Linked DNA regions of Homo sapiens: regions 1 and 3 are each linked to region 2. A link is a contact called in ENCODE Hi-C or POLR2A ChIA-PET data. All regions are on one chromosome and are shown on one strand. Each heading gives the region's core, a stretch centred on a gene start or an enhancer-like site at or near the end of the contact. The rest is flanking DNA. Distances are from core to core; before and after follow the strand shown. Region 1 holds the start of PIWIL4-AS1 (PIWIL4 antisense RNA 1). Region 2 holds the start of SRSF8 (serine and arginine rich splicing factor 8). Region 3 overlaps AMOTL1 (angiomotin like 1).

Region 1 (2,700 bases), core at 136-2,635, 330 kb after region 2:
GAAAGCAGAAGAAAAAAAAAAGAGAGCCACTAAGCCACCGAGTGAGAATGGGTGGCAGGAAGAGTTAGAGAGATCCTGCCCATTCGCATTTCCTTCTCTTCACTCTCTCTTCAGCCTGTCTCTTGACAAGAGTGTCCCGGTTCACCCATCGCAAATCTCCACTTACCATGACAGGCATGAGGATGGAATGTCCTATCTCGAGACACCTACAGGCTAACTGAGGAATAGAAATCAGGGAGGGAAGCAGCTCCTAGGTCTTACAGTTTAATGATTACACCGCCGTTTTCAGCCCCTGACTTCATTAAATTCAGGGTAAGGACGACCCACACGACGTCCTTCTCGTGCCAGGTACTTGGCAAGTCAGAACCAGTCGCCGCTGTGTCCTCCCGGCAAGATGAGCGCAGGTTTCAGAAGCCCCAGCTCTGGAAGTTTGCTGTGCCAGGCTCCTCGGAGCAGCACCACTGCCCCAGACGAACACGCACACACACGCACTCACACACACACACACGCACACGCACGCACACACACACACACGCACGGCTCATTGGACACTTGCCCTGCCACCCCCGAAAGCACAGCGCCGAGGAAAGGCCGGTTCCGGCCGCGAAGGCAGCAGGTGTCCCCTGACCCTTTCCCTCCGCCCTCCAACCCCAGCCCCATCCCTAGCTGAGTTCCTATGGACGCCCCCCAAACTCGCAGTTCTCGGGCAGAATTGCGACCAAGAAATAAAAGACAAAATGAGCAGACTTACCTAACTCGTCTGGGCTGTAGGATGCGGGCGAGGCTTCCACAAACTCACTGTCTGGGGGAGAAGAAAAGCAGAAAACAACTCGAATCGCTACCATTCAGGACGAACCCGCACAAGCACCAGCTCAAGCGCAGGTCCCCGGGAAAAGCGCGGGCTTCTCTCTCCCAGCGCTCAGAATCCCTGAGCCGGAGGCCCCGCGGGATTCAGACCGCCAGATCCCCAGGGAGTGACAAATCGCCGCAGAAACTTGGGGGACAACTCGGCCCTGGCACCGCGCGGCTTCCAGGCGCGGTCAGGCGCGCGCCAACTTTCCCCGCGTGCCACCCCGCGGCTCCCCCGGCCGGGCGCTGGGCCGCGGCCGCATCCTCTGCCCTCAGCCCGCGGGGCGCATTGCTCTGTCTGCCGGGCCTGGCGCCGACGCCCCAGCGCCGAGGAGCCGCGAAGTTTTCCCGCGGTCCCGGGGGCCCGAGGGCGCGCGGCGGCGGCGGCGAGCACCCCTCGCCCACCCAGGCGCCCCGCGCATCCCCGCTCGTTGCTAGGCGACCGTGGCCGTCACGCTCCGCAGAGGCGCGCGCGGCCTCCCAACTCCCGGCTGGCGGAATCCTCCCTAGTCCCCGCCCCGTTTGCCCATTTTCCAAAAAATCAGAGCATAACCCGTTCTAACCCGATTCCCTGCTCTGTTATGTTATGTCTGCCCTCCTCTGATGCTTGGGAAATCGTTTGTTCTGTGGGCTTCTCCTGAGGAGATGGACGATTTTCAGAGCTTGCAGAAAGGTAGGAGGAGACCCAAATGCCCCCCAATCCCCTCCTTTTGGAACCAGAATTCCAACTCCAGTCCAACATTATTTCCTACTCTTCAAGAGATCACCTGGCTCAAGTGGGCAAAGTAATATGAGCTGCATTGCACAGGTTGGGAAACCGAGGCTGAGAAGTTGTTAATTTATGCGTGACATCATTATGGTAGGGGTATGTGAGGGAGAAGTGGGGGAGGAGAGAAGAGCAGTGCTCCTTCTACTCTATAAAAGATTGACTGCTTTCAAATACAGAATGTAGAAGCAATGGTTATGCTCTGAGAACTGTAAATTCTAAAATAATTAATGTAACACTGTGAGAACCTCCCCCTCTGAGTCAGTAGCCTGATAACTTGGACAGATGTGTTATGTATCTCCCCCCAGCCCCCAGGACTGACTGTGACTGCTCTGCATTAAGGGGGCGAGGGTGCTGGACTTGGGGTGTGCTCCAGAGAGAGCCCCGCAGCTGATGGCCCATAACAGGGTCAGTGGGAAGGAAGGAACAAGTATGGAAATGGTTGTCCTTTCTCCATCCTTGGAGGACTATTGGAGGGTCAACAGTCTGGGCAGCCTCCTGGGGGCCTTCTATTGTCTCAAAGTGATCAGAGCACCAGCTGCAGCAGCCTAAGGGCCCCGATCTGAGCCAATGTGCTCTCATCCTGTAAACACTCAGCCATCTCTGGCTTTTCCACTGTCAGTTTTTGGTTTACAAATCACCATGAAGGACAGAAAGCCCCTTCGGCCAGCATTGCTTAGGGAGCCCAGGGAAGCAGGGGTGGGGCTGTCCTCCCCAAGCAAGGCAGCATTCTTGAGCTGCTGAGCCTATCTCTCCAACCTCTTCTTTTTCCTGCTTCTTATAATCTGAGCTCCCAAATCCAGGAATTAAATATGTTTGGGTGAGGGTTTGCACTCATCACTCCATCCCCTCCCAACTCCTAGAATCCTCCCATTTGTCCTCTGGAACTCATGGTTCATCGCTAGCAAAATCTATATATCCTCAGCCTCCTCTCTGAATGTTTCTTTCAGTGTTGTGCTCTGACCCATACCTGGCTTTCCTTGAAAATAACAGGCTGCATTACTTGCCTCCTCTACTTATTTCAGCCATCTATGGATCCTCTGGTTGTTCTACCTCATTTCTTGAAGATAATGGCATCTGATTCA
Region 2 (2,700 bases), core at 1-2,500:
CCTCTTCTTCCAGGGACGTTGCTTCCATAGACTGAGTATGTGATCCTTTTCCCCCAAGTCCTCCATCACGTTGCTTCCTGATGCATCATTTTCTTAAGAGGACATCTGTCCTTCCTCTTCAGGAGACTTGGGGGGCCTCTTGGATCGCGACCTTGACTTGGATTTCCTCTTGGATACCCGGGGAGGACTCCTGGTCATAGATGAAGACCTGGACCGCGAGCGAGACCTGGAGACCGAGGAGGACTTGGATCGTCGCGCAGAGCTCGATTTGGAGGTTGATGCAGAGCGAGAGCTAGTGGAGGACCCAGACTTCGAGTGAGACCGGCTGCTGTGATATCGGCTGTAGCGAGAGTTACTGTAACCAGATGAGCTGTAGTGAGATCCGCCGTAGCGAGATTCCCTGTAGCGAGATCTGCTGTAGGGAGAGCGGCTGTAGCGCGACCGGCTGTAAGGAGATCGGCTGTAGGGAGACCGGCTATAGCGAGAACCCCTATAGCGAGATCGGCTGCGGGACCTGGAGCAGCTGGGACCCCGGGATCGGCTGCGGTGTCGCCGCCTGGGGCTGCGGCTCCGCCGCCCGTAGCTGCGGCTCCGCCGTCCGTAGCCGCCGCCTCTGGACCTGCCGCGTGGCTCTCCCTGGCGGCTGCGGGGCAGGTCCCGGCGGCCATAGCGCGCCACCTGCACCCGCAGCTCGCGTCCGTCCAGCTCCGCCCCGTCCATGGCGGCCTCGGCGTCTTGGGCGTCGCGCCGGTCGTGAAAGCGGACGAAAGCGAAGCCCCGGGGCGCCTTGGTGTGGGGCTCCCGCGGGATGTACACGTCGCCCACGCGCCCGTACTTCTCGAACACGCGCCTCAAGCTGTCGGGAGAGGTGCGGTAGGTCAGGTTGTCCACCTTGAGGGTGATCATGCCGTCCACGTCGGGAGGGGGGCGGCCGCAGCTCATGGCTCCGAGAGCAGCCCGGGCCCGGAAACTGGCGCTGCTCTGGGCGCTGACGGTGCGACCTGCGTTTCTTTCTCGCGGTTGCGCCCCGCGTGGGGACGCCGGGAAAGGCCGGGCGGAGAGGCGGGCGGCGGAGCTCCGCAGGGAGCGCCCTGGAGCAGCAACTTCCGAGTTCCCAATTTCAGGCCAAATACTCCAGGACCCAGAGGAAGGTTTCCTTTTGGTAGCTGAACTCCAAATGAAGCCAGGCCCCGAAGATCCTGGCCTTGTACCTGGGCAACATCCTAACCTAATCAGCGCCCAGCTAATGTAATCACTGGGCTGGATTTACATTAGACGTCCCACCCTCCCATGCTCCTCCCTATTATTCTACGTTTTAAACCAATCTTAAGAACAAAGCTAACTGATTAAAGGTCAATTTATGGGAACAGGCAATCCAGACAAATATTAAACAAAAGAAACCTAGGGCAACAATATTAATATCCAGTGTATTGATAGGATCAAAGGAGCACATTTCATAGTTATTGAAAAGAAAATTCACTAGGAAAACATTACAGTGATGAACTTAACGCACCTAAACACATAACAGTGACACATAGCCAAGACTGAGAGTTATAAGGTAAAACTGAAAAATCTGCACTCATGATGGAAGTTTGTTTTTTCCCCGTAACACCGTTTTCTCAGAAATCAATAGTGCAGAGAACAAAACTAGTAATGCTATAATAATTTGCACAACAAACAACAATTTTGATCATATAACCTGCAACAACCAAAAATATATAGAAAACAGAAGAATTTCCCAATACAAGACTACAAAATAAATGTCAATTAAAATTTAATAGGTCAATAAATTCAGCACATCTGGACCTCAGTGAAATAATATTGAAGGTTAAAAATAAAAAACCTGAATCCAATCATATTTACTTGAAAATTAATAACCACATTTCTAAAACTTTTTTTATGTTGAAGTCAAGCAATTAGTAAAACAAAACCAAAACAAAAAATAAAACATTAAAATAAAAATAGAATTACAAATAAAAGGGACAATATGTTTTTTTAAAAAGATGATTAATAAAACTGAAATCTAACACTTTTAAAGAAAAAAACAATCTAGCAATACTGATGAAGAAATACAGTTTCTAAATCTGGAAAGGAAATATACAGAAAGGGCCTAGAGCATCTTGGAGTGCTGGAAAATAAGGATGTGATAAATAGAAAACAAACAAAAGCATTGATGGGGTAATTTTAGAGGGGTACAAAAACCAATAAAACAGCTCCCAATGGCCAAATCTTGAACAATTTAAGGAACAAACTAAAATACTACTATATCATATTCCAAAATATAAAATAAATATTAATCTGTGCTGTTGTAAATAAATGATTAAATAAATTAACACATTGGAGAAAAGAGAGAAAACTCCTCTGCAGGAGAATTCTAAATTAATTAAATTAATTAAAACGTTGCTGATTTTGAAAATGTTATGTAACCTTATATACATAGAATTGTGCTTTTTATATTTTAATGTATTTTGTGTTTTATTTCCCTCATCTATGTGTTCCATGTAGCTGTACTTGATCCTGTTACCTTGCCGTAAGGCATTCAATGGTATAAATGTTTGTGCTGTTGATGGGCACTTGGGTTGTTTCCACTTTTGGCCTCTTACAGTGTTGCTCAGAACATGCTTGGACATGTATACTGGAGCTCATGTGTCCTCTTAGGTATGAATGGATCCCTTGTCACAGAATACAGGCAGCCCACTG
Region 3 (2,700 bases), core at 192-2,691, 280 kb after region 2:
GTTGAAGGGAAAAAAAATGAATTAAGGTGAATGAAGTGAGTTGTCTGGGGGAGGCAAGAGGAGCAACAGAAACCGTGGTGAGCCACTCCTCTGATTCACCTGCCACTGGAACTACTAATTCCCAAGGGTCAGTTCCTGAATCTGTCCACAGGCCATTAATACAACAGGCTCAAAGTCTCCATGAGGTTTAAACCCTGGAGGACGTGAAACTGTCATTCCGCTATCATACAATACACACAACTAGGAAGTCCCTTGTCCTTAAATTCCACTGCCGGCATGCCACTCCCTTACACATAATGATTTGGACTATAACTTCAGGGTGGAATTTTTGTGGTTTTCAAGGCTGTCTCTAAACAGGGCCCCCTTTAGCTGTGCATAGTCCTGCTGGTCCCCTCAGCATCCCAGCATCCTGTGAACATGTCATCCTCATTCTCCAAGTGCCACCTTCTGGCTTCACATGCACCCCTAACTACTCTAAAGTTCATCCTAGTAAATGTACCTCTTCAGTTTACCGCCTCTAGAACGCCTCTCAACACCATCCCCCATGCCCTGACTGATCTCCCTTCCCTCAACTGTCACCACACTTATGATCTGAGGCACACAAAACTTGTGGTACTTAAATTTCACCTGCCTAGTATTTTGCAGTAGTCATTTAATAGGCTGGTGTTATGGCCCTGGTGAAGTCATTACCCTTTGAAGACAGGCAGTGTACTGTGTACTTGCTAATTTCTGCAAGCATGTAGCATGTAAGACATATGCTTCTTACTACGTGCTGACTGATGGCAAGAACATGGCGGTATTCTCTGGAATGTTCTCAGTACCAAGTAAGAGTTAAAGAAAAGACAAAGATCCCTCCAAAGCCAGTCTCTATGAGAATTCCAGATAATTCCTTGTACCTTTCAGCTCCGTAAGATGAGGGGGCCCTTACTCTCCCCTATGCAGCAAATACTAGTGCTTTCAACTCTACAGGCCAGCGACCCATTCCTCAAAGAGACCACTAACTGCAGAACAACTCCCAGGTGTTATGTCACCAACGGGCAAAGCTTTCTGCCAGCTACATGTAATCCAAAACCTCCTAATGATTTAAAAACAATTTCACTGTCTAGATTACAATAACCTCCTATAACTTTATAACAGAGATTTTAACCACAGCAACAAACAATTCTGTGGCTTCTATCTTACCTTTCAAAGAGCTAAGGAATTTGCTGAGTGTGCCAGCAGCCTCAAAGTTAAATGTAAGCCATCAAGCCTTCTGATTCCGGCAGAACTCGAGGTTTTTCTAGGGAGCCGAATACTCCGCTCAAGGAGAAGGATACCCTGGAAACAATGTTTTCAAAAGGGCTGGAGAACCTATGACCAGTACCTGAAAAATAAGGGCCAGCCTGTTTAGGAGTCCTCATGTGAAACCAAGCCAGCTCATCTGGATTAGCTGATTCACAATCTTAAGGGCAGCACTGACAGGCAGCAGTGCCTCCTCCAAACACCTGCATGCAACACATGTTTTTAAAAAGGAAACAGTGCCGGGCACGGTGGCTCAAGCCTGTAATCCCAGCACTTCGGGAGGCCGAGGAGGGTGGATTACTTGAGGTCAGGAGTTCGAGACCAGCCTGGCCAACATGGTGAAACCCTGTCTCTACTAAAAATACAAAAATTAGCCAGGCATGGTGGCGGGCACCTGTAGTCTCAGCTACTCGGGAGGCTGAGGCAGGAGAATCACTTGAACCCAGGAGGCAAAGGTTGCAGTGAGCCAAGACTGCGCCACTGCACTCCAGCCTGGGTGACAGAGCTAGACTCTGTCTCAAAAAATAAAAATACAGAAATAAATAAAAAGGAAACAGTAAGCTCCACCACTAAACTAAAAGCACTCCCTGGAATATGCTTTCTCACTCTCTTTTCCCCCAAGCAACCATTACCTGAAACCCGAGGTTTGGAGTTGGGGGTTGAGGGGTGGGGTTTACAAGATTCCCAACCCCTACATGGCAGGTCTTTTGAATGGGCATCAAACTTGAATTCTAAACCCTGGACCAATCCATATGTTCCAGAAAACAAGTGAAATCAAGACCCCGACACCTATTTAACTTAGACTCTCTCTGAAAGTGGAATGTGTGTTGAATAACTTCAAACTTGTCTGAAGTTTAACTTTGTAATGCTTACTTAAAAATCTTTGAGATATTATCAATATAAACCAAAATGCAGAGCACATGCTTAACCTTTAAAGTAACAATTGAGTCCAAGAGATCACTGTGAGTGGAGCTATAAATAGCAAGAAATGAGTAAGACTGTCCTTGGCCCTTAGGATTTTACGATTTGGTTCCAGAGACCAACGTGCACACAACTACCCATTTTTATTGCAAAGTATGTTAAAGGAACATACTGCTTTGGAGTTCCATGAGTAATCATTACTACCTGTTGACTGACGGAAGGGACATAGAGCTTCAGTGACAAGGAGAAAGAGATATGTGGGCTGAAATTGAACCGGAGGGAAAATGAGGAGGATGTTAATCCACTGTGGGGTGTGGAGAAGGTGGTAGTGAGGGAAGATCGGCCCAACATGGGAAAAACAAAAGCATAGGACTGGGTTATGAAAGTGTTGTCTCTTTAAGGAATAGAGAGTTCAGCGTAGCTTAGTTATGGGTAAGGAGAAGGGGGTTAAAAGCATGAGTACATTATTTTCCTAACATGTTAGAGCTGGAAAATAAA

The links. Hi-C counts contacts between places; a loop is a spot of excess contacts on that map. ChIA-PET counts read pairs that join two places held with the same protein, here RNA polymerase II (POLR2A). Pooled maps may share reads with other maps.
Region 1: a pooled map shows a loop between it and region 2 (2.5-fold over the local background). The contact joins the promoter of PIWIL4-AS1 here to the promoter of SRSF8 in region 2. A Hi-C loop is called at or near these places in 4 of 50 pooled maps. POLR2A ChIA-PET finds 5 or more read pairs at or near these places in 3 of 52 experiments (HEK293, MCF 10A and WTC11).
Region 3: a map of naive thymus-derived CD4-positive, alpha-beta T cell shows a loop between it and region 2 (3-fold over the local background). The contact joins the enhancer-like site here to the promoter of SRSF8 in region 2. A Hi-C loop is called at or near these places in 3 of 168 maps with a recorded cell type or tissue (A673, endothelial cell of umbilical vein and naive thymus-derived CD4-positive, alpha-beta T cell) and 11 of 50 pooled maps. POLR2A ChIA-PET finds 5 or more read pairs at or near these places in 2 of 52 experiments (AG04449 and HEK293).

What each region holds. Positions count from the first base shown.
Region 1 is chr11:94,739,040-94,741,739 of GRCh38, reverse strand. PIWIL4-AS1 (PIWIL4 antisense RNA 1) reads left to right here and starts at 1,385. Exons shown (of 5, transcript NR_135093.1): 1 at 1,385-1,522. It also overlaps a transcript of AMOTL1 not described here.
Region 2 is chr11:95,065,469-95,068,168 of GRCh38, reverse strand. It overlaps SRSF8 (serine and arginine rich splicing factor 8), which reads right to left and starts at 1,250. Exons shown (of 1, transcript NM_032102.4): 1 at 1-1,250. The coding sequence starts at 942. The coding sequence ends at 94. RefSeq lists enhancers at 65-174, 755-944, 669-1,426 and a silencer at 1,195-1,274.
Region 3 is chr11:94,788,277-94,790,976 of GRCh38, reverse strand. The region is part of intron 1 of AMOTL1 (angiomotin like 1); the gene reads right to left. Among named protein-coding and RNA genes, the nearest start is that of AMOTL1, 21 kb to the right of the region's middle. RefSeq lists enhancers at 1,120-1,620, 1,621-2,121. Within about 2 kb of position 1,441, at least 5 of the 41 ENCODE cell types and tissues checked have a DNase peak (open chromatin) inside an H3K27ac peak, as active enhancers do.